Linked DNA regions of Homo sapiens: regions 1 and 3 are each linked to region 2. Evidence: chromatin loops called from intact Hi-C (ENCODE). Cell type or tissue: PC-3. All regions are shown on one strand. Region 1 has its middle 39 kb from the start of NGF. Region 2 overlaps NGF (nerve growth factor). Region 3 has its middle 93 kb from the start of NGF.

The links. Peaks named below come from ENCODE experiments on the same cell type or tissue, not always from the same donor. Only the 100,000 strongest peaks of a DNase experiment are listed, where the experiment ranks them.
Region 1: it touches region 2 in a loop (5-fold over the local background); 2 of 110 quality-filtered maps call a loop at or near these places.
Region 3: it touches region 2 in a loop (2.9-fold over the local background); 9 of 110 quality-filtered maps call a loop at or near these places.

The regions. Positions count from the first base shown.
Region 1 is chr1:115,373,174-115,381,173 of GRCh38, reverse strand. No RefSeq gene overlaps it. Among named protein-coding and RNA genes, the nearest start is that of NGF, 39 kb to the right of the region's middle. In PC-3, no CTCF peak of the experiment used is centred here; a DNase peak (open chromatin) is centred at 7,703; H3K4me3 peaks cover 730 bases; H3K27ac peaks cover 1,472 bases.
Region 2 is chr1:115,318,714-115,326,713 of GRCh38, reverse strand. The region is part of intron 1 of NGF (nerve growth factor); the gene reads left to right. The region is part of intron 1 of NGF-AS1 (NGF antisense RNA 1); the gene reads right to left. Among named protein-coding and RNA genes, the nearest start is that of NGF, 16 kb to the left of the region's middle. In PC-3, no CTCF peak of the experiment used is centred here; DNase peaks (open chromatin) are centred at 1,823, 3,163 and 6,183; H3K4me3 peaks cover 408 bases; H3K27ac peaks cover 3,665 bases.
Region 3 is chr1:115,426,994-115,434,993 of GRCh38, reverse strand. No RefSeq gene overlaps it. Among named protein-coding and RNA genes, the nearest start is that of NGF, 93 kb to the right of the region's middle. RefSeq lists an enhancer at 2,887-3,387. In PC-3, no CTCF peak of the experiment used is centred here; DNase peaks (open chromatin) are centred at 4,053, 5,573 and 6,073; H3K27ac peaks cover 3,388 bases.

The DNA of each region.
Region 1 (8,000 bases), 54 kb before region 2:
AGAGTTGCTTGAACCCGGGAGGTGGAGGTTGAAGTAAGCCTAGATTGCCCCATCGCACTCCAGCCTGGGCAACAAAAAGAGAAAAGAATTTCTAACTCACTTTCTGAGGCTAGCATTGCTCTGATACTAAAAGGAGGCAAAGACATTACAAGAGAATAAAACTATATAGATCAATATACTGCTTGAATATAGATGTCAAAATTCTTAACAAAAATTTTAGCAAATCCAATCCAGCAATGTATAAAATAGATAAGAAATTAAGACCAAGTTAGTTCTATCCCAGCAATGTCAGTTTGACTTAGCATTTAGAAATGATTAGTGTAACGCTCATCATATGAACAGACCAAAATAGAAAAAACTCTGTGATTATCTCAATAGATGCAGAAAAAGCATTTGATGAAATTCCACACCTATTCATGATAAAAGTTTTTAGCAGCATAGGAATAAAAGGGAATGGCTTCAATCTGCTAAAAGGTGTATAGGAAAAGCCTACAGCCTATAATACACCTAACAATGAAAACAGTAAAATATTGAATGCTTTCCTACTAAGAAAAAAAAAATGCTGTCCTAACACTTATTTCTATCTGACTGTGCTACACAATGATACAATACTAATATTCTGATCCTTTGCAATATAAGCTTGTGTGAGTATGACCCCAGACACAAATGGTTAGAACATTTAAGCCTAAATTGAGACTCCCTGACTTAACTCTCCCCTGGCCAACCAGGAAAAGACAATTCAGGTCTTTCTATGTGTAATAGATTTCTCTTTCTGAAAGCAGCTACTGAGGCAGAATTTGGGGTGCTAATACCTATGAAAGGAAGGGAGAGAAAGCAGGATTGGGGAGAAGGAGAAGTCAAGCCACATTATAGACCCAATTAAATCCTGGTCAACTCAACGAAGAACTCTGGAGCAAATACGGCCCAGCAGAGCAGACCAGGGTGGCTGAAATAACAGAGCTTTCATATTCCCGCCTCACTTAGTGAGTACCTGAGGGTAGTCCTAGGAAGGGCATGACCTTTAGCAGGGAAACTCTGCTGCTGAGGCAGCCCTAAGTTGCTGACAGCTAGAGGCTGCCAGATGACTACATCATGTGGCTGAGGAGAAGTTCTTCCCCGAAGTGGGGACCTCTCTTGAAGTGGGGTGCACCTCTGCATCCACAGCATTGTATACCCTCTTAGAATGCTTCCTCATGGCACTGCAATGTTACTAAATTATCCCCCACTCCTCCCAAGAGTTCATTTTTTTAAAGCTTATAACATATTATTTCGATGGACATTCGATACTTAAAAAAAGTGAAGTCTAGAAAGTATTGTCTTAAACAAAGGACTAATATCCAGAATCTACAAGGAACTCAAACAAATCATCAAGAAACAAACAATCCCATCAAAAAGTAGGCTAAGATTATGAATAGACAATTCTCAAAAGAAGATATACAAATGGCTAACAAGCATATGAAAAAATCCTCAACATCACTAATGATCAGTGAAATGCAAATCAAAACCACAATGTGATACCGCCTTACTCCTGCAAGAATGGCCATAATTTAAAAATCAAAAACTAATAGATGCTGGCATGGATGTGGTGAAAAGGGAATACCTTTATACTGTTGGTGGGAATGTAAACTAATACAACCACTATGGAAAACAGTGTGGGAATTCCTTAAAGACCTGAAAGTAGAACTACCATTTGATCCAACAATCCACTACTAGGTGTGTACCCAGAGGAAAAGAAGTCATATGAAAAAGATACTTGCACACCCATGTTGATAGCAGCACAATTGCAAAAATATGGAACCAGCCTAAGTGCCCATCAATCAACGAGTGGATAAATAAATTGTGGCATACACACACACACACACACACACACACACACACACACACACACCATGGAATACTACTCAGCCATAAAAAGGAATGAAATAATGGCATTTGCAGAAACCTGGATGGAGACCATTATTCTAAGTGAAGCAACTCAGGAATGGAAAACCAAATATTGTATGTTCTCACTCATAAGTGGGAGCTAAGCTATGAGGATGCAAAGGCATAAGAATGATACAATGAACTTTAGGGACTCAGGGGAAAGGGTGGGAGGCAGATGAGGGATAAAAGACTGCACATTAGATACAGTGTATACTGCTCAGGTGATGGGTGCACCAAGATCTCAGAAATCACCACTAAAAAACTTACTCATGTAACTAAACACCACCTGTTCTTCCAAAACTTATTGAAATAAAAAAAAGAAACTGCTGTCTTATGAAACTTGCTTTAATGATTTGAAACAAAAACCATTTAACATAATACCAATGTTTTACTTGTAACTAGGTGTTACAAAGAATAATAAACTCAGTTATCTTATCATTATCTTCCATTTACTCATCTAAAGTGCATAGTACACTCCTTCTATACACCAGGCACTCTAGTAACTACTGAAGATACAAAAACAAATACAATATGGTAAGAATGAGCAAATAATCTAAAAGACATGCTTCCTGTCCTCCACGAGTGTATAGTTTTCCATGTAAGGACAATAAGGAATTAAGCAACAATAAAGCAGTGTGCTGCCTGGACTTCGGGCAGACAGAAGAGAAGGTTTTGTGGCATTTGAGATGGTGCTCAGGACAAAATGTTGGATAGAAGAGGATGGAAGGACACCTTAGGCAGAGTTGGCAACATAAGCAAGGTCGGAAGCATGCGTAATCCAATTTGACTGTTGTGTAGGATAGGACTGACAGGATGAGGGAAAGGAGCATCAAAGGCTTGCTGGGATGGCTTGAGAGTGGTCTTGAACATCATGCTAAGGAGGCTTGATGGATCCCATGGAGGCTCTGGATAGACCAAGGCAAATCCATTCCTAGGACTGGACAGCTTGATGCATATGTCCTTCCAGGTTAACAGCATCCTTTTTTTTTTTTTTAATTTAAAAAAACCAAAACTGTCTTTGGTCCTTGTTTCAGGCCTTATCCCTACATATGTTTCAGGATTCTTGATTTGTTTTCTTTTCAAATCCATCATGTTCTTATTCTTCCATGTTATTTCTGTCTATGGCTTCTAAAAACATGCCCCTCATCCCTTTGTTAAGCAAGACAGGGATTTCAGGCCACATCAGTAATAGCAAAATCTTTAGCTACAACAGAAAACCATCATCTTACAACAGAATACCATCATCCAGTGGGCAGCAGACAAATATGCCCATCCCTTCATCTCGTCCTTCTCTTTTTACCAGTGCTGAAAAGAAGGGGTAGCATTGTCCCTGCATTTTATGCTCTCTGTAGGTTTTGTTTTCTCTTTCAAATTTCTGCTCTCCTTTCAACAAGACTAGATACAAATACTTTATTTTGACACAGTCCCTTAGAAATCAGGAGAAATTGAACAGATTCACTTAACTCAATCAATTTCTAGAAAATCTGTCTCTGAATAACACAGCCGATTTACACATGGTAAGTAAAACAGGAATTGGCAAATATTTTCTGAACTTGTAAAATGTTTTTAAGACACTCTGATGAGTCAGTGTTTAATCCCTTCCCCCATAAATAGAATGAAATATCTTTGCCATGTTTTCTTTTAAGTAAATATATTTTAAAACTGTGCCTACATAGTGTTCCAAATTTCTTTTCAGCTGTCTCTGTGAATGGACATAGCAGCTGGAATGAAGGAGAACACATCACACCTCAACTTCGAATTTCCTGCCTTTTGTTTTCTTGAATCATAGCCTTGATGTTGTTTAAATAGTGTGCTATGCATTTAATTTCCTTCTTCTCTTCACAAAGACCAAACAATTTTTAAAAACCACCCCGTCTTTCACAGCGGGTTATAAAAGTGTTCTTGAGTTGAAATTGAACTGGTCTCTTATTTAAACATATAAATATATATTTAGTCATTCTAACCCATTGTCATTTATTTTATTGGTTGACTACTTAAGCAGAAATGTATTTGTGCACATTTTATCCATGTCGTGTGTTTTACATTTAAAGATAACACCGCTGATAGTGGCTTCTAATTGTGTGCACAGATGGTTGAGCAAAGAACATGCACCTTCCAAGGTACATGTATGCAAAGTCTGTCCTTCACTGTTAGCAGACTGTGTTGTTTGTGACTCTCCTTCTTCTTCTCAGGTCCTCCCAGAAGAGCCAAAGATATGTAGAGTTAGAAGGGCATTTAGATATTATTAAGCCTGACTACCAGCTGAACCAGGCACCCAACATTCTCCAGCCTCTGCTTGCAACTTTCAGTGTTAAAACATTCAGCTCTTCAAAAAGGCAGCCCATTTCATTGTCAGTTATCTCTAATTATTAGAAAATGCTTCCTTTAATTGAGCCAAAGATTTCCTTCATCTAACTTCCACCTATTTGTAGTGCCCTTTAGACCTACACAGAATAAGTACAGAGGAGTCTTCTCACGTCTTCTCTTTTGTCTTCTCCAAATGAAGATTTATCATTTCCTTAAGGAGTTCCTCATTATCCTGATAACTGTGTCTGAACCCATATCAATTTGTCAATTTTCCCCTTTGATGTAGCTCCTGAAACTCCTGGTATGGCCTGACCAATGTAGTAATACAGAGAAAGCCACACCTCCCCCTTTCTTCTTTAATTCTTGTATAACTAACTTATACTTCAAAGCTTTTATATATTTTTCATATGTAGTTAAGTAATATTTATTACAGCTAGTGTTTGTCTATTTGAATATTGGATCTAAAATGTAGGACTTTGCAATTAAATCTCATCTTGCTTCCTGCTTCCTATTTGTCCAGAGTTATTTTTGCCAGTTCTATCAACAAACACTTTAGTTTTCCCTTCAAGCTTGGTTTCATCTGAAAAGCTGAAAAACATAGCCTTTATGTCTTCATTTAAGCCATGGATGAAAACATTGCATCGTGTTGGGCTCAATATGGAGCTTCTTGATCTGGTATCAAAGACTCCTACCTCTCTTAAGTTTGTATTAATTTATTAATCAACTTACCCCATTAATATTCCTTCAGCCACTCATCTCTGGCCAAATATCTGTCTTATTCAAAAATATATAAGAGAAATTTTATCAAATGGTTTAGTCAAATTATGCTAAATCAAAACAACACTTTCTTGACCTACAAATTAACAATCCAATCACAAGTGGATTAGATGTCCCTCCTAAGTGCTTCAATAGCAAACTATACTTATGCTTGTTACAGCAACTAATATGTTGCATTGTAATCATGTATTTATATATATTTTTGTGCCAATTAGATTTTAGGTTCTTTGGTGGCAAGGACTAACTCTTTTTTATTTACCTCTATATTCCTATTACTTACTGGTGGGTAGTAGATACTCAATAGATGCTGGTTAAGTGAATGAATAAATTAAGAGTGGGATAATGTAATAGAAGAAGTCATTTGGCAGGATAAGTTGAGTCTAAAGTGTCTGTACGTAAGTGGAGTAGATTTCCACCTTAGTAGGTTAGGTGAAATTAGGAGAAAGGGTTGCCTTGACAATACGGATTTTAGAATAATTAGGATAATAAGTGAAGTTAAAACCAAGACCATGAGTAGATTGCTTAGGGAGACAGTGTTGGGTGAAAATGAAAGGGAGGCAATAAGGCATATTGAATAAGGAGATGAAATTCTAGTGTGAAACTGCCTGAATATAAATAAGTTCTGCCACTTTCTTGGACAAGTAACAACCTCATGGGCTTCGTATTAGAAGAAGCTTCTGTCAAGATGTAGCAGGAGAAGCCTGATTTCAGTGGCCAGAGGACAGGCTAGGAGGTAAGCAAGTGGAGACAGCATGTATTGATGATTCTTGCAAAGGTTGACTGTTCAGGGAGAGAGGACAGAGGCTGAACATGGGAGGAGGTCAAGGAATTCCTTTGCTTGTTTGTAAGACAGACTTGATATGCACAGGGTTATAGGCTGGGGAGAAAGTAGTCATCTGAGAACAAAAGAATTTGGAATTACAGAATAGAAAGAAGATAATTAGGTAAGAACAAGACCCAAGAATAAACAGGAGGTAGGAAGAAGTCTCAAAAGGAAAAAAGAGAGACCTCTGTACCTCATCAGCCCATCATATCCTTGATAACAAAAGAAGTATGGTACTTATCTTTGTATAGCAGGTGGTTAATGAATGCTGAGGCCATTTTCTAGGGTGGGAAGAAAGGGAGATAGTATGGTATGCATAGCTGTAGGTAGGTGAGGGCAGCAAGCCAATGAGCTCTGTATGCTCTGTGGGATGAGCAATGATGACATCTGAGAAAGAAGACTCTAGGGTTGAGGGGTTGAGTAGTGAGCTTGAAAAGAACAGTTGAGGGGGTACCCAGAGGGAGCAGACCAGGGTCAGTTATGAGGATAATTGGTGGAAGCAAGACAGGGGTTGATTATTCAAAACGCAAACTGTGTTTATTGAGCAGCTACTATGTGCCAGGCACTGTTCTAGGTGAACAGTAAACATAGCAGTGAACAAAACAGAGATTTTCTCTGCCTTCGCAAAGCTCACATTTTAGTGGATGAGACAATCAAGTAAACAAATATGGATAATTTCAATAGTGTGTTATGAAGGAGGTTAGCAAGGTAACGTGACTAGACTAGACATTGACTAGAGGTGGAAGGGGATAGCATTTGCATGTACAGTAGTCAAAGAAACCCTCACTGAAAAAGTAACATTTGAGTTAAGCTGAAGGAAGAGCAGTGGGGTCCTGATTAATTCGCTCTCAAAAGAGAAGAAAGAAAGCCTTGATTTGTAGGTTTGCTGATTTTCATGGTGTAAAATTACAACAGCCAATTTCCAGGCACTAACATACATGACATTACTGAATGCAGAGCTGGGAAGAAAGGCACACATTTAGTCCTGGATCTAGATGAAGAGCAGGTCAAAAGACACTGCAGCAGGAAGGAGCTCAGGATGATTGGAAATGGGAAATAGGCTACTGGGGAGGGAAGAGTGTGGAGAGTCAGAGAGATTGGCAAATGCTAGATTTTCCAAGCTGGATGGTGTTTTAAATGAAATGCGATTAAATCTAATTTACATTGTTAAAAGATCATTCTCATTGTTATGAGGAGAATGAATATGGGCAATAATCGAAGCAGGTAGCCATTTAGGAGTTATTGAAGTTATCCAAGCAAGAATTAGAATGAGGAGGTGGGAAAGAAATGATGCGAATAAATTTGGGAACATATTTTGGAGGCAGAAAAGAGGAATTATTGGTGGATTGGACGTTACAATTTAAGGAAGGGATCACAAAAGAATAATTCCTAGGTTATTATCTTGACCAACTGGGAGATTCCTGATGTCATTTATTGAAATGTAGAAGAGTGGGGGAAAATAAGTTTGGGTTTTGAAACCAATTTGAGATGCATATTAGGCATTCAAGTGAAAATGTCAGGTAAGCATTTACATACATGAATCCAGAACTGAGGGAAAAGATATAGATTTCCAACTCATTTGCATAAAACATGACAGTTGAATGGCTGGACTTGTTGGAATTAAGTAGAGTGTGTTGGTAGAGTAGATTAATCCCTGAGGAGCTCAAGTATTTAGTGGTCAGCTAGAAAAGAAGTCAGCAAAGGAGACCAGACAGAATGAACAATGAAAAAAGAGAGAAATGGGTCATTGTGCTGTCACAGAAGCCTAGAGGAGAAAGTATTTCAAGAAGGAGGAAGTGGTCACTGTGTTGAATGTTGCTGAAAGGTCAAGTACCATGCAGACAGAGAAGTGCTCATGAGTGAAGCAACATGGAGGCCATGGATCATCTTGAGAAGAGACATTTCAGGCCCTGGTGATACAGAGTGAATCAGGGTGATATCATCAAGTCTGACATGGCAAAGCAGAAGCTTACTTAGACTGATCCATCCCAAAGGTCCTCTCTCCCCTGGAGAAGCTAGTAGAAGAGAGCAGGAGACTAACAGGCTCTCTCAGTCCACCCACTAAATAGCTGTGCAATTCTAGCAAGCCAAGAAACCTCTCTGGACTTTCATCTTCTCATCAGTAAAATTAGATGCTCTGAAATTCCATTTAATCATTTATTCATTCAGC
Region 2 (8,000 bases):
TCCTCCTGGTCCATTCCAAACGCAGTAGCAGATGTAGATGCACTCACATAAACTTGAGCAGAGATGAGGTATTCCTGCCATGGTCAGAATGGAGGTCTGTGCCAGGCATTGAGCGGAACCTTGTGAGGCAGAGGCCAAGAACACCACAGAAAAAGCATGAATGTGGAAACAGGCTTTCCAAGGTTCCAGTCCCAGGAGTCGTGCTTAAAGTGCATGTGATGGAAAGCGAGTTGCTATAGTGCCCTCATTTTCAGTTTCTTCGGCTATAAAGTGGTATCAGTACCACTTATTTCTTAAAGATTAACCAAGGTGGCTTTTGCTCAATCGTTTGGTTGTCTAAAACTTGGATATAGTACCTTATAGTAGTTCAGTACCATTGCCACCACCATTGAACACAAACGAATGCCTGAGGAGCTCCCCAACTACTCAGTCTAAGGCAGATGTAACAACAGTGCCAGGACACCTCAGGAATACACATGTCCCTGTCTCTTCTCCTAATGTCCCTTCTCCCTCATTAGTCCTCCTCCCTGGCCTCGTTTGCTGGCTTCTCCTTATTCTCTGAACCTCTAAATATGGTGTGCCCTAGAGCTCAGCTTTCCTTTCTAGATCGCCCTCTTCCTGGATGATCTCATCCTCCCCAGGCATGAGCTACGATCTACGACTTCCGGATGTTCATTTCCAGCCTGGATCTCTCCCCTGGGCCCCAGACTCTTATATTCTACTGGCATGTCTACTTGGATGTCTAAAGGACATCTCAAATTTAGAATTTTTTTTAACCCCCAAGCTACTTTTCTCCTAGTCTTCTCTACTTTAGATAATGACATAATTATTCCCACAGAGTAATCTAGAAACCATACTTGATTCTGCCTTCCCTCTCACCTTTTATATCCAATTCACCAGCAAGTTTGTTGGCTTCACCCTCAAAATGTAGTCAGAATCCAATCACTTCTTATAGTCCACTGCTCCCTCTTTAATCTGGGCCAGGGTCACCTCTCATCTAGACCTCTTCCTGCATCTCCTGCCTCTGCTGTTGTTTTTCTTTTAGGCCAACAGCAGCCAGAGTGCCCTTTAAAAATGTAAATTGCAATGGTTTTTCCCAGCTCTGAGCCTCCCATGGATTTCCATTATATGTAGAATGAAATTATCTTGCCATGGCTTTTGTTCAGTGGTTCTTAAATGAAGGTGATTTTTCTCCTAGGGGACATTTGGCAATATCTGTGACCACCTCATTTCTGTGGTCATAAAGGGGGTGGTGGAGGCTTCAGGGGTGTTACTGGCAGCCAGTAACAACATGCACAAAACAACATGCACAGCAAAACAACATGCACAGGACAAGCACCTGCAACAAAAAAATCATCTGACCCAAAATGTTGATAGTTCTGGGGTGGAGGAAATCTGCCTTATACGATCTGGACCCTGACTGTCTCCAGCATCTTAATCGCTCCTCCCGTTGTGGTTGTGTGGTGACCACACTGACCTTTTTGCAATGTCTTCAACATGCCAACCTTGTTACTGTCCTGGGGCCTTCGCACTCACTGTTTGCTCTATTTGGGACACTCCTACCCACAGATCTTCACATGGTTAGCTTCTGATCGACATTTTTAGGTCTGCTATCACCTCTTGATCATTCTAATCTAAATATCTATCCTACCCCCACCAAGTCCTGCCACTCTATTCCCCCATCCTGCCTTACTTATTTTTTAATACTTAATTTTATGATTTGTTTTCTTATTTTATTATCTGTCTCCTCCACAAGAACATATGAATGAGGGCAGGAACTTTGCTGTGTTTATTGAGGGACCCATTCATCATGTAGTAGGAGCTCTATAAGTCTTTGTCAAATGAGTAATTCAACAAATAATTGACAAGGATAGCACAGACACAGCCTATGACAGAATGTTAGGAGAAGAGATCAGCGGGATCTAGCATTTCAGGGAATGCTTTCTGGCGTAGACCAGCCATGGGCTGCCCTGTGAGTTTCCGGAGTACCCCACTCCTCCAGATGAGCTAGCCCTAAAATGGAGAAGGGCTTCCTCTCAAGCATATATGCACCCACAGTAGCCCTCTTGTAGAGACAGCTGTGGATTTTAATCTGTGATAGGACAGAGACCCAAGCTGAAGGGCTCAGGGGTCCAGGCTCTGATGGAAGAGAGGAATCAGGAAAGAAAGTGAGTAGGAGAGAAGCAGGGCCAGGAAAGAGAAGCCGAAGCTCAGGTTGGCTCAGGTCAGGAATGGAGCCCAGTATAGAGGGAAGGGAGGGGCCAGGGAAGGACAGCTCCAGAAGAAAATCTCTAGGTTGGCTCATCCTGGGGTGAAGAGCCAATTGAGGAAGCTATGAACTGGAAGGCAGATAAGGGACAAAATCAAACCTTTCATGTAGCCTGGCAGAGACTGAGTCCTGTTTAGACATAGTGACCCATATAGAGCCGGTACCACATGAGAAACATGACATTATGACACACACAGTTAGTTCCAGGACAGTCTTGATTCCAAATGCTCTGACCCGTCATCAAACATTGATCTTGTCCTTCAGTTTTAGAAAATCATGACAGTAACACCACATGTAACAGTGCTTAGCAATGCCAGGTGATGGGTGGGTGTTCACCTCCATCCAGGTGAGCCCCTTGTACCATCTCAAAATAATGATGTTGATGTCCAGTTCTTAAGGGAGATGAAGCGAGCAGGGCAGGTCATAGATCATATTTCCAAGGTCCCGGGATTCCAGGTTATACAAATTCTGGGGTTTGCAGATCACACAGTCTCCCACAGGAGAGGGATGCCTGGTGGCATGTACACAGCTCTGGCCATCCTGTCACTGTTTCCAAGAGAAAGGGTATGGTCAGGGTCTGTGCCCTCAGGGCCACCTCAGGACACTTACTCATAACTCTGGTTCGTTTTGCTGCCTGGATCCTTCTGAGGAGATGACTACATGTGATTAGCTGGCCAACACCTCATTTTATTAGTCTGTTTTAAAGTTTTAAAGTAACACACCTAAGATGCAGGCAGCTTACTCCAACCTAGCAAAAATGTCATTATGAAAATTTACAAGGTCTACAGAGTGATATAATGGTGATGAAATTCAGATGTGTCAAATTACCCTCATGTTTAATTTAGCCTGACTCAGTCCATAGAAATATGGATTTTCCCACAGATGTAGTCTCATAGCTGCCTGGGCACTGTGTGCTTTGCAGGGCTGAGGCTATGATAAGGTTGCCTGTCCCACAGCCTCAGAAGTCATAAAACAGCCTGTGCTGACCATCCCTTCCTGCTTCCTTAGAGAGCTGCTGACAGGCCACTTTGTCTTTTCATTCACAAAACCCATCTGCCAACTGGTCTTTGGGATCCCCTTCCATCATTAGGTCCTCTTCTTGGTGGACACAGATTTGGTACTCTCAAACTTCTGCTCCATTGAAGCATGATCTCTGGATCTTCATTCCTACTAAGAAATACAGGGCTGATGAAGGCTCAGACCCATACTCATCCCAGGGGCAGATTCTAAGCAGCTGTCAAGTTCTCTCAGTTAGAAAGGTAATAAATGCCACTCAGCAACAATGGAACAAGCAAAAGCCTGGCCCTGGTCCTTCCTTCTTGCTAGCAATGTGACTTTCAATAACTTGTACAAACTCCCTCTGATTCTCAGCTTCCTGAATTGTAAAACCAGAATAATAATAATACTCCCTTATAAAGTAGTGATTGTAAAAAGAGAACATATGTAACACTTAGCACTGTGTTTGGCACATAAAAGCTGTTCAACAAATGGTAGCTATCCTCATTATATTATTAAAATCTTGGGAAGTAAGATTTCAGACATCAGTCAATGACTCATGGAAATGTTTTAGAGCTTGAGGTCTTTGCAAAGTGAGAGGGCAGGAGAGTGGAGTCCCATGCAAGGAATGCAGAAGGTCGTCGCCATGGCATCATGGTGACTGACCACTCATTTGTGGGCTAAGCCCCATTAAGCCAGCTGCAAAATGGGGGTAATAAAAATGTTGCTATAATTATTAAATATAGCAATGCTTATAAAATGGTTAACATAGTTCCGGGCACACAAGCCTCAAAAACTTTAGAGTTGTTGTTATCACAACCAGTCTTCCCTTGCTAGCTCCTCTGTCATCTCTTTACGCTGGTCAAGCCACTATTTAGACAGGTCCAACCTGGGTTCCTAAGGCACTATTTCACAATTTAGGGGGGGACAGTGCAGCCCCCACCCTAAAGGTCTCTTAGTGTCAGAGGGCATTTATAGCCTCCAAAAATCACTCCCACAGATTTCTGGGGCCCACTCCTTGTAGCCTCCAGGTGGCTTTGTCACATGTAAAGGCAATGTCATGCTATGCACAGAAAGGGAACAGCCCCTTTCCTTTCTTACCATGGGCCTGGAGTTGGTCCCACCTGGCTGTCACCCTACATTCCTGGGATGGTCATGAAAGCAAGGGATTTGTACCCCCTGAAAGGAATTTATTCAGCACCATCAAAGAGCAAGGCGCCCAGACTTAGCTTTTGCCATGGGCCCTGCCAGAAAGTGCTGGGCAGGGACAGAAAAGAAATTCCAGAGACAAGGTTTCTCTAGTGTCCTTGGACTTGGGGAGAAGCAAATTGTAGGGTTGTCTCATTTATGATCAAAGGTACCAAAACTTTATAAAATGCCGTGAGGATATTTTGTCTGTGTTCCTAAGCAAACAGAAAAATGGAGAAACATTTTGGGTCCACCAAAATTGGTAGTTAGGATGAACTCTTACTGCAAGGGCCACGTCTATCTCAAGCTAATTCTGCAGCAAGTATGACTGCGTCCTCACTGTGTGCATGCACTACTCTGGGCTTTTGGGGGCTGTAAGAACATTTAAGACTTACACCTGCCCATAAGGGGCTTGCCATCTGTTTGGTGCTTCTTATTTCAGTTTTAATTACAAGGAAGACTTTAGCCTTTTGGGAAAAGAATCACTAGGATGAATCTAATACTACAGAGCTGGCTGTCAGGCAGATTCTTTTATGACCCTGTGGCCTTGGACATGAAAAGGAAATGAAAACATTTTATTATAAGGTTTCTTCTCCCCTCCTGCATGCTCTATCATCTGCCCTTGGCTATGACACACACACACACACACACACACACACACACACACACACACACACACACACATCCCATACACACATCATGCAAAAGTGGAGCCATTTCTGAGGCAACGGCAAACATTAAAGAACTGCAGTCCTTTCGGACTCAAAAATCCATAGAATCCTAGTGTTGAAAGAATAATGGGAAATAATTCAGTCCTTTTGTTTATAATAAATGCAAAAAAAGAAGGAAAAAAACCCAAAAAGCTGGTGGATGAAGTTCCTTGATTAAAAATCACAGTGTTAGTAACAGCCCACCCAGCCCAGGGCTCAGTTCATTTCTTCCTTCCATTCTTTCATCAACTATTTATGAAGCACCAACATCATACCAGGAGCTGTGCTAGCCACTGGTGATACAACAGTGGAAAAAACCATACATAGTTCTCTCCCTCCTGACGGGGCTTACAGACTAGCCAGGAAGATAATCAGTCAGCACACAAAGAAATGGCCATTTCCACGTGCTAAGTGTCATGAAGGAGAGTTCCACGTGCTGGTCCATACTGCATCTTAGTGGGCAGAGCAGGCTTCCTGGAAGAAGGGATGATTCATCTGAGGTCTGAAAAGTGGGCAGGAGAAGGAGAGGAAGGATGCTCCAAAGATAAAGAGAGGTCCTCCAGAAAATGTCTCACATAGTGGCGGACTGCAGCCAGCTCACACAGGCTCACCCCTGCTCCACCGTAAGCTTCTCTTCCCAACTCCACTCCCAGTGAGGCCACACTTCTAACCTGGAATTGGCCACACTACGGATAATCACACAGCAGAAAGTAGCAGATGCTCCAAATTAGGGCTTCCACCTCCTTCTGCTTTGTAGAGCCATTTTTTACCAACACTTCATGGGCTTCATATACAGTGGTCACCCCCTTAGCTGTGGTTTCACTTTCCAAAGTTTCAGTTACCTGGGATCAGTTGTGGTCCGAAAATATTAAATGGTAAATTTCAGAAATAAAGAGTTTATGTTTTAAATTGTGCGCCATTCTGAATAGTGTGATGATATATTGCGCCATCCCACTTTTTCTGCCCGGAACGTGAATCATCCCTTTGTCTGCTCTCTAGGCTACCTGCCCCTTAGTCACTTAGTAGCCTGCTTGGTTGTCAGATTGACTGTCACTCATTACCCACTTAGTCGCTGGTTTGGTTATCAGATGGACTGTTTCAGTATGGCAGTGCTTGTATTCAAGTAGACCTTATTTTACTTGATAATGGCCCCAAAGCACAAGAGTAGGGATGCTGGCATTTTCTTATAATTGTTCTATTTTATTGTTATTGTTTTTTATCTCTTACTGTGCCTAATGTATAAATTAAATTTTATCATAGGTTATGTAGGTTTGGGGAAAAAAACATAGTGTATATAGGATTTGGCACTATTTACACTGGGGGTCTTGGAACATATCCCCTGTGGGTAAAGAGCAACTATTGTATTCCACCTGTTTTCAGGCTGAGGGTGACACAAACACTGCCCTTTAAGCCACCAAAGGCCTGGTCCTTCTCCTGCAAAAACTCTACCAAATGCCTATTCCCAGAAAGGCACTGTCAACAAGTGACTTGGACCTTGGGGCTGTTTATTTCAGACCCTGGGCCATCTGGATTCTCCCAGGATCCAGAACGTCCGCATGAGTTAATACCAGGCAGCTAAGAAAGAGCCTGTTCTTGTGGTCTTCGCCACCCCCTTGCCATCTAATGATATTTATCAACCACCCACGCCTGCCCAGTGCTGTATAAGACACTTGGCCAGGCAGATCTCAAGTCAGGCTTTGACCCCTCAGGAATTCAGGGCCTGGCTGAGGCTGCTAGGCTGACATTGTTCTTCCTTAATATAAGGAAAAACTCAGGCCACTGGGGGCACAAGAACGAGGGCTGGGTGCCCAGCTGAGGGCATGGTTTAGGAGATGGTACTGCTGCAATTTTTTGTTTGTTTCTAGGCACCAGAAATGCCAGGTGAGTAGGGGTCAGAGTTCATACTATGTATGATTTTGTCAAGTTTTAAAAACAACTGATGCTACCACCCTTGTACCCGCACTACCATTCCACTTCTCCAAAGAAATTTGCCAAAAGAAAAGGTGAGTTTTGAGTTCTACTAAGTCTGTTAGGAAGCAAGGATGAGCAGCCATCCCAGAGGCGAGGGTTTTGCAGTAGCAGTGTCTTTGTTTCCAAACTGTGTGTGTACAGGTGTGTACATGAGTATGTGTGTGTGCGAGTACATGTACACATGTGTGTGTGCTTATGTGTGTATGAGCATGTGTTTGTGGGTGTGTGTCTGCAGTGCATACAGAATGTGGAGAGCAACAGTGTCTGTGCAGTGGTGCAGGGTGCGAAGGAAGCAGCCAGACAAGGCTATGAGATGGAGAATCTTGAAGAAGAAGGCCAGTCACCGGGTCTGGTTAAGAAAAGAAACCAGGCATCCTGGATGGACAGAATTCCCTTCTCTCTGGTCATCTCTCAGCTCCAGAAGGGAGTGAGTGACTCTCATTCTTGGCCCATGCTGGAGAAGACACTGTGGAACGCAACCACTTACTATGCTGACCTTTAGTCAGACTTAAATGCTGAATAAGACCTGTATGTCTCCCCACCAGGACGCTAGTGAGAGCCAGGCAGGAACATACAGAGTTTGAATCTGGGGAGTCCCATGAAGCCATTCAACAGCATCTGTCCATAGCCCTGCTGTAAGCTACACTTGGGCCAACAGTGTGTCTCCAGGAAGCTTCCACCCAAAAGCAAGAATGAGAAGTGATTTGGGTGGCATTGCCAGCTATTGATGGCTAGTCTTGAATTCATTCTGATTGTCAGCTGCATGTTTGGGAGTGGGGAGCAGGTAGGAGTGGGCTCAGGGGAAATGCTCTCGGAAGGGCTTACTGTTGGGAGAGTAGGGACAAGCAGGTGGGCTGCCAGGGAGG
Region 3 (8,000 bases), 110 kb before region 2:
TTTTAATTAGAAGATGTCATTTTTCCATGGCAACCTATCTTGATGTCCCAAATAGAGAAACTGTAAAATCAGTTTCCCTATGAAGGGCCAAGCAGTTGGAATGGGAGGCTGCCCAACGAGTGCTGGTGCCCAGGCCTGGTGGCTCCACCCCTGGGTAGGGTCCCCTAAGCAGAAGAACACCACCAGGGTCTCCTGCTAATGTAGACCTGCACCATAGTAGCCTCAGCTGGAACCCTCTTGGCCTGAGTCCATAACACCCAGTTCTTGATGGTTGTTTGGGAGAATCTGCACTTTCTGACTGGCATGGGAACAAACCATGTGAGCCATGAACTATGGTGTCTCCAGGGCCAATAGCCCATAGGTAATAACTTACAGAAGCCAGAAAAACATTGATGGGAAGCAGTTGAAACCAGCCCAAACTCCATGGTGACCAAAGTTGAACTGACCTTCTCTCCCCAGCACCTCACCTCCTAAAGGAATGAGTAGCTTCAGGAAATGATGAAGGAAATAAAGAAATTACGTCCACTCTTTGCAAGTTAGCAATAAGGAAACAGTAGTTAAATCATTGGGCAAAAAGTGGTTGGTTTCTAAAATAACACCCTAAATTTTGTAATTCTGGTTTTTTTCTTTTATTTTTTAAAGGATTATTTGCATTCAGAAAGGCAGACCTAATGATAAATGAAAGTCACCCTGACCACAGAGATTATATTGATACATGTTTAAGTTAAATGGTAAAATGATGTGCTGAATCCTTCCACTACACTGATCAAAATGGAAGGGCGTCACAAGGAAACAAAGGGATCCCCTCATTCTGTGTGTACCCTGTCGAAAACCCACAAGGTGCTAGGCTCCAATAACAACAGCTAACTCTTGTTGACTGCTTATTATTTCCAGGAATTGTTCAAGTGATTTATATCTATTCATTACACACTCATCACAATTATAACAGCAGTAGTTTTCTCTGCTTGTTACATGCCAAGAGCAGTTCTAACTACTTTCATGTGTAATTAATTTCATATTCACTATCATCTTCCTAATTTGCAGATCAGGAAACAGGCATAGAGGGTTGGATAACGTTCTCAAGGTCACAGTCTGGAGATGAAACCAGGCAGTATTGGCTCCAGAGTCTGTGCCTGTAGCCTCTGTAAGTACTACTTCTTCCTTCTTCATGTAAGAAAGTTTCTGGAATTAGGGAAACATATTTGACATGCTAAGTGCATTCCCATCTCAGGACCTTTCGCTGGCCGTTCCCGTTGCTGGAGTGCGCTTTCCTAGGTCTCGGCTTGCCAGGCTCCTTGTCATCATTCATGTCTTGGCTCACTCATGCTTCTTGGAAATGCTTTCCCTGACCCCAAGTCAAAGCAGCCCTCTCTACTGGAAGCCCCAGCCTCTTCGGCCCATTTTTTAAAATTTTAGTTCCTTTGGAGTGCCTTTCACTGCCAGAAATTGCCCTGTTTCTTTATTTATTCTCCCCCCACTGACTAGAATGTAAGTTCCATGACTGGTGTAACTGTTCTACATCAGATAACGCCTGGCACAGAGTTCAGTGCTGTATTAGTCCATTTTTTCACTGCTGATAAAGGCATACCCAAGACTGGGAAGAAAAATAGGTTTAGTTGGACTTACAGTTCCACATGGCTGGGGAGGCCTCAGAATTATGGCAGGAGGCCAAAGGCACTTCTTACATGGTGGCAGCAAGAGAAAATGAGGAAGATGCAAAAGCAGAAACCCCTGATAAAACCATCAGATCTTGTGAGACTTATTCACTACCACGAGAACAGTATGGGGGAAACCGCCCTCATGATTCAAATTATCTCCCACTTGGTCCCTCCCACAACAGGTAGGAACTACAGGATTATAATTCAAGATGAAGTTTGGGTGAGTACATAGAGCCAAACCATATCAGGTGCTCGATAAATACTTGTTGAATGAACAAATGGAGCCTATTAGTAATGATTTTGTCTTGAGCACCAGTTATAATGATGATAACACAGCAGCAGCACCAATAGTACTAATTGGTACTATTAAGTGTTTATTATAAACCACATATTGTGCTAAATATGTGAAGTAGACACTGTTATTGCCCCATTTTGCAGAGGATGAAACTAAGACTTAGAGCAGGTACATGTTGCTGGTGTCACCATGAAGCCAAGAAGCCCTCAAGAACATATGTATATGCCAAAGTGTAGAGGATGAATTTACTGTTATTGAAGCAAAGGCCGCAGGCAATCCCTGCACACCACGGTGAGCCTCTGTGCCTCCTGGGGCTTCCATTTCCCTCTCAGAGGTAAGCAAGTGAAAACAACTAGCACCCGTGACTAGTGGGCAGTTGGAACTCAATAAATATATCTTTCCTTCCTCCATTCCTTGGTGCAACTCATCCAGTATTTATCCCCTCAAAACGTCCTGTGATCTCTGAATGTTTGAATTCCATAGCCTCAAATTATGCCCCAAACTATAGGTCACCTGTGGCCAGATGGCTCGGTCTTTGGTGTCATTAGAGAAAGGATGACTGAAAAGTACGAGGGAAAAGCAAAGACCAGGACAAAGATTTCAAGGAGGGAAATAGAAACAGAGTGTGTGGGAGGAGAGGATGTTGCAAGAAGCAAGAAGGATATAGCAGGAAGAGCCTCAGCTGAGGAAAAAACAGTGCTGTCCACAGAGGTCATGGAGGACTCCACGTGGAAGGGAGTGCCTGGGAAGGGTGTGGCATTAACTGGCTGACGTTGCTGCAAGCCTGCAGGGCTCTTGTCCTCGATGGGACACTTAGGAGCAGATCGGGGACTTGAGTACAGTGCATCCAGCAGAGCAGTGGCCCAGCTGCACCTGGCAGGAAAGCCCTGCCCTGGAGCACCAAGGAGCACAAGGGTGAGGAGGCTGCGGAGCCCTGGTCAGGAGCCGGGGTGCCCAGTATTGGTGTCTGGTCCTGCCCTCATGCCCCTGACGCCACACTCAGCTGCTTTTCAGCTCAGGGAACACCTATCAGGCCCCTCTATTTCAGGAGACTTTCCTGGGTGATGAAAGCGTGAAGTAATAGCCAGCATTGGAGGTCGGTGGGCTAATCAGGTTTGAGGGTTTACTTATTTCACAGAATGACTGTGGTAAATGCACAGATTTCTGTTTTCTATAGGAGGGAGATATGGAGAAAACTAAGCATCACTTATGAAGCGCAGGTCCCTTCTCCCTTCAGGCACAGAACACTTGAGACAGCCAACATTCTCGCGAAGCACCGCCATGGGAGGGTGAATGGCACACATAGCGGAGGGTCTGTACAGGTCAGTGGTGACGGGCCCTCCCAAGGGCTCTGCTGCAGCGGGCTTCAGTCTGCACTTTGACAAGATCTCCATCTCAGGTAATCCCTGTGCACATTCAAGTCTGAGAAGCGCTGAGCTAAAACATTACCACTTTTCAAAAGCACTTTTTGAAACCCCAGGCAGAAAAGTCCTCAGATTTTCACTCACATACACACAGAGATCTCCACGCGCTTGATAACCATCATTCAGTCATGCTTGGGGTTCTTATGAAGGAGAATACATCTAATTATGCTCAGGCTAAACTTCAGTGTTCCCTAAAATCCTAATCTCAATCTTTCTCTCTTTACTTCTTCTTTTGAATTTAATTTAATGTTTAATTTTTGTGGTTCCATAGCAGGACTATTCTCTTTACTTCTATCTCTACCTCTTTTGAGATGTTGGAGACTCTCTCACTCCAGGAGTTCTCAATCCTGGGTAAGTTAAGAGAATAGAGCAGTTAGAGGTATAGGCTTTGGAATCAGAAAATCTGGGTTTTAGTCTTGGCTCTGTTTCCTCTTGGCTGTATGAAGGTAAGAAACTCATACTCTCTGGCCTTAGTCTTCTCACATGTGGAATGAAGCTAGTAGAAACACCTACTTCATGAGGTTATAGTGAGAATTCAATTAAAAAGGTACACAAAGTGCTTTCACGATGTAAGCATCCAATAGCTGGCCACTGTTGCTGTCATGAAGATGGTGCAAGACCTCAACGCTGTCGCCTTGCTCTTTCATCCCAGGAGTATGTGCTGCCTTACTCATCTGTCGGTGACTCATCATGTGTCCTTGGAAACCCAACTTAACAACCAATTAATCTTCTAACAATGCACACTATGACAGGAGACATTTATTGGTTAATCTGGATGAAACATATTAATGAAATTTTATGGCCATCCCCGATGTAAAAGATTTTTTAAAGACTCATTTCAAATTTCTCGTGTTGAGCTGATTTAGGATTTTATTTTATATTTATTTACAAGAGTATTTACTTTGTGGCAGTCAGTGGGTGAGACACTGGGCTTGCAAAGGTGAGCAAGATATGGCCCTTATTCTCAGGCAGAACACAGGGTAATGGGGAACAGGCATATAGACAAGGAACTGGAATAGCTTAGAACATTTGTGCTGGTGGAAGCATGACAAGTTTGCAGGGCAGACATAGGAGAGGGCCTAAGTCAGAACTGGGGAATAGGCAGGGAAGGGGGTTTTTGAAGACGGAACTAAATTTTAAGGTAGGACAGACAAAAAGGAAAAGAAAGTGTGTCTGGAAAGAGGGAATAGAGGCATAAAGAGAGAAAGAGAGAGGAGAGAGAGAGAAAGAGAGAGGGAAGGAGTGTGTATGTGTGTGTGTGTAACTTACAATAATGTGGTTTTGCTGGTTAGTGGATGAAAGACAGAAGTCACATCATAAAGGGGTTTAGATTTCACACACAAGAGTTTAGTCTGTAGCCAGTGAGTGGCTACTGGAAAATTTAAGCCCGGGGAGTTGTGGGGTGAAATTTGAGTTTCTGCAGGATCCTTCCAGGGATTGTGTGAGAAATGGAGAGTGGAGTGGACTGGAGACAGCTATAGCAGAGAATGGAGAAAGAGAATGGGAGGGGAGAAACAAGGCAGAACAGAGGGATAGTCACAAGACAGAAATGAATCAGCCTCGGTGATTGCTGGATATGGAGGTAAGAGAAAGTAAAGTGTTAAGGATGATTCTTGGTGTGTCAGAGAGGCCCAGCAAGCAGCTGATTGTGTGAGTGCAGCAGATTTTGATCTTTGCTTCCACAACAACTGTTATACTCTGAATGTTTGTGCCCCTACCCCCTCCCAAATTATATGTTGATATCTTACCCCCAAGGTAATGGTATTAGGGGTGGGGCCTTTGGGGGTGATCATGAGGCAGAGACTTCACTAATGGAATGAGTGCCCCTATAAAAATATTGCAGAGAACTAGCTAGCCCCTTCCATCATGTGAGGGCACAGTGAGCAGATGTCCATCTATGAAGGAAGTGGGCCCTCACCAGACACCAAATCTGCAGGCACTGTGAGCAATGAAATTCTGTTGCCTGTAAGCTACCCAGTCTGCAGTATTTTATTATAGCAACCTGCATGGACCAAGACAACAATCATCTCCCATATGACACTTTCCTTCTGCTTGAACCCCAAAGTATTCCATTAAAAGCAGAGATCACTTGATATTAGAAGGGTATAGACCCAACTCCAATGGATGACTTATGACTGGTCTAAATGACCTGTGCTAATCTCATTCCTTTTGGCCACTTCGTCACATTGTGGGCAAGTGACTCATCTGTTCCAGCTAATGAAGAATAAAGAGGGACTTTTGCCCATTTCCCCTTCTTCTTGCATGGAAGGGAGACATAACTTCCATATCCAACATATCTCCTTGCAACAGCCTACTTGTGACCACGAGCCAAGAGTGAGAGAAGGAAGTCAGTACACTAGGATGCTGGAGCACAAAGGGAGAACCTAGTCCCTGATGGCATCTTTGAGCACCTGAATAAATGCTACCATCTACTGCCTCAGAACTTCCTGTTAAGTAAGATAAAAATGGTTTGTTAGGTTAGACATTTGCTTTTTAAAGGATGGGATATATGAGGCTAATAAATAGCTCCAAAAGTAAGGGCTCAGACACAATAGACACATTGCTTGTTCTTGAGTGGCTGAGGCTGGATGTTACAGGTCACAGGTGGTGGAAAGCTCAGGGACACAGCCAATGGAGGCCCTGCTCTTCATAACACATGGCTCCCAAAGTCATCTTGGGCATAGAGTCACAGTTAGTCAGAGGGGGATGAGGATAGAGCTACTCTTTTGGGAGGTTTTACGGGCCAAACATATGACTCCCATTCACATTCCATTGGAAGAACTGGCCACATCTAACTGCAAGGCAAGCTGGGAAATGTATGGTAACCAGGAAACCATATTCCAGCTTCTATGAAAGGATGAATTTTGGTGAACAACTAGCAGTCTCTGTCACACACCTGTAAATTGAGTTTTATTTTTCTTATTTGCAGCTGAAAGAATTTGTCACTGATCCAATGGGTCTGGAGATAGGAGAGGCATTTTGGTGGGTTATACAGAGTTTTTCTTTGACTGTGGTATCTACATTTTTCAAAACGTATCATATGTGATAGGTAAATCCAAGGAAGTGGATGACTTCACTTAGGAAGAATGTAGAGAGTGAGAAGAGATACAGAGATAGAGCCCTTTGAAGTGTTCACTGACCCATCTAATGCAGAATCATTCCTCCTTATTGCTGGTGAAAAGAGCAGTTCAGACATCTCAGTGGCCTATAGAGACCTCCCTTGGGTTGAGTAGCCTCATGACTCAGATGTAAGAATAACTCTATAGACCATGGTTGCCCAGATATTTCTGTTTTGGGTGGATTCTGAATATAAAATTCCAGCAGCGCTATCTTTGCCTCTGTTTTCATTCTTTAAGGTACTAACTTTGACAAATAGCTGAAAAAAGTCTTGAGTGTGTAGTGTGTTCAACTTCTTTCCTTTCCTGGTGAAGATATCATATGTGGACACCTAGCAACCTGGATCCTGAAATAATGTGGAAAATGCCCCAGGGGCTGTTCTGTTCTTTCCTCTTTCTTATCCTCTGTCCTATGGCTTCATATTTGGAAACTCTAACTTTTCTGGGTTTAACTACATAAAGCCACAATAGAAGCAACAATAAAGGCATTCACTGGAACTTTCCTCCACCAGAATCTACCTTGAGATTTGAATTTTCTTGAAAGGGCATCTCCATTAGACTGTGGTTTTTCCTGATAACTTAAGCCATTCTAAGGGGTAAATACGGATGACCCCACGATCTGAGCTGACACACCTTGTGGGCCTCATGATTTGTAGTGTATGCAGTCATGGGTAGACATCAGATGTCCTCCACCTGACTGGCCAGTGATGTCCTCCAACACTCTCCCCTCAAAGATCCCAATCACAGGAGCTAAGCAGGAAGAGAACATTCAACTGTGGGTTGGTCTGAAAACTTAGGGATGTAGGCACTTGTTAGCCAGAGCCTTATCTATTTATAATTCAAATAAATTCCACCAGGGCAGAGACCATATTATATACATTTAATTTTACTCTCCCACTCTGCCATACTATATATTTAAAAATAATGATAATTACCAGAGATGGAGTTCTTACTTTAAGCCAGGTACCATGCTATGTGTTTTACCTGAGTTCCTCATTTAATCCTCATAAAACTGTATTAGATAGGTAGTACTATTTTCATCATTTTATAGATGATGAAACTGAGACTAAAGGAATTAAGTAGCTACCTGAATAGCAGAGTTTAAAAATAATCAAGCCAAGATCCAAGCCCAGCAGCTTAATCCTTACAATAAGAATTAAGGTAGATTACCCTTACCTTAGATCACCTCCCCTTAATCCTTGTTGTAAAGGTTAAAGATCTATGTAGAGCGACTGAAGCCAAGCACAAGAAACAGCTACTATCTTTATGTCATTGCTCCTTCTGAACAGATGCAAGTCATGTGATTTTCTTATACGATCACATGGGTGGGCTGTCTTCCATCTTGTGTGATGATGAGAAAGCTATGCAAAAATTTCTTTGTTAGGAAACGTAGGGGTTTTGTGACATGGTAACAACTAAAGGCTTGGTGAACAGGCAATATCTGAGGAACATGGCCCAGAGAAATAAAAGGTCCCACCCAGTAGTCAACCTCCTGGCCGGCTAAGTT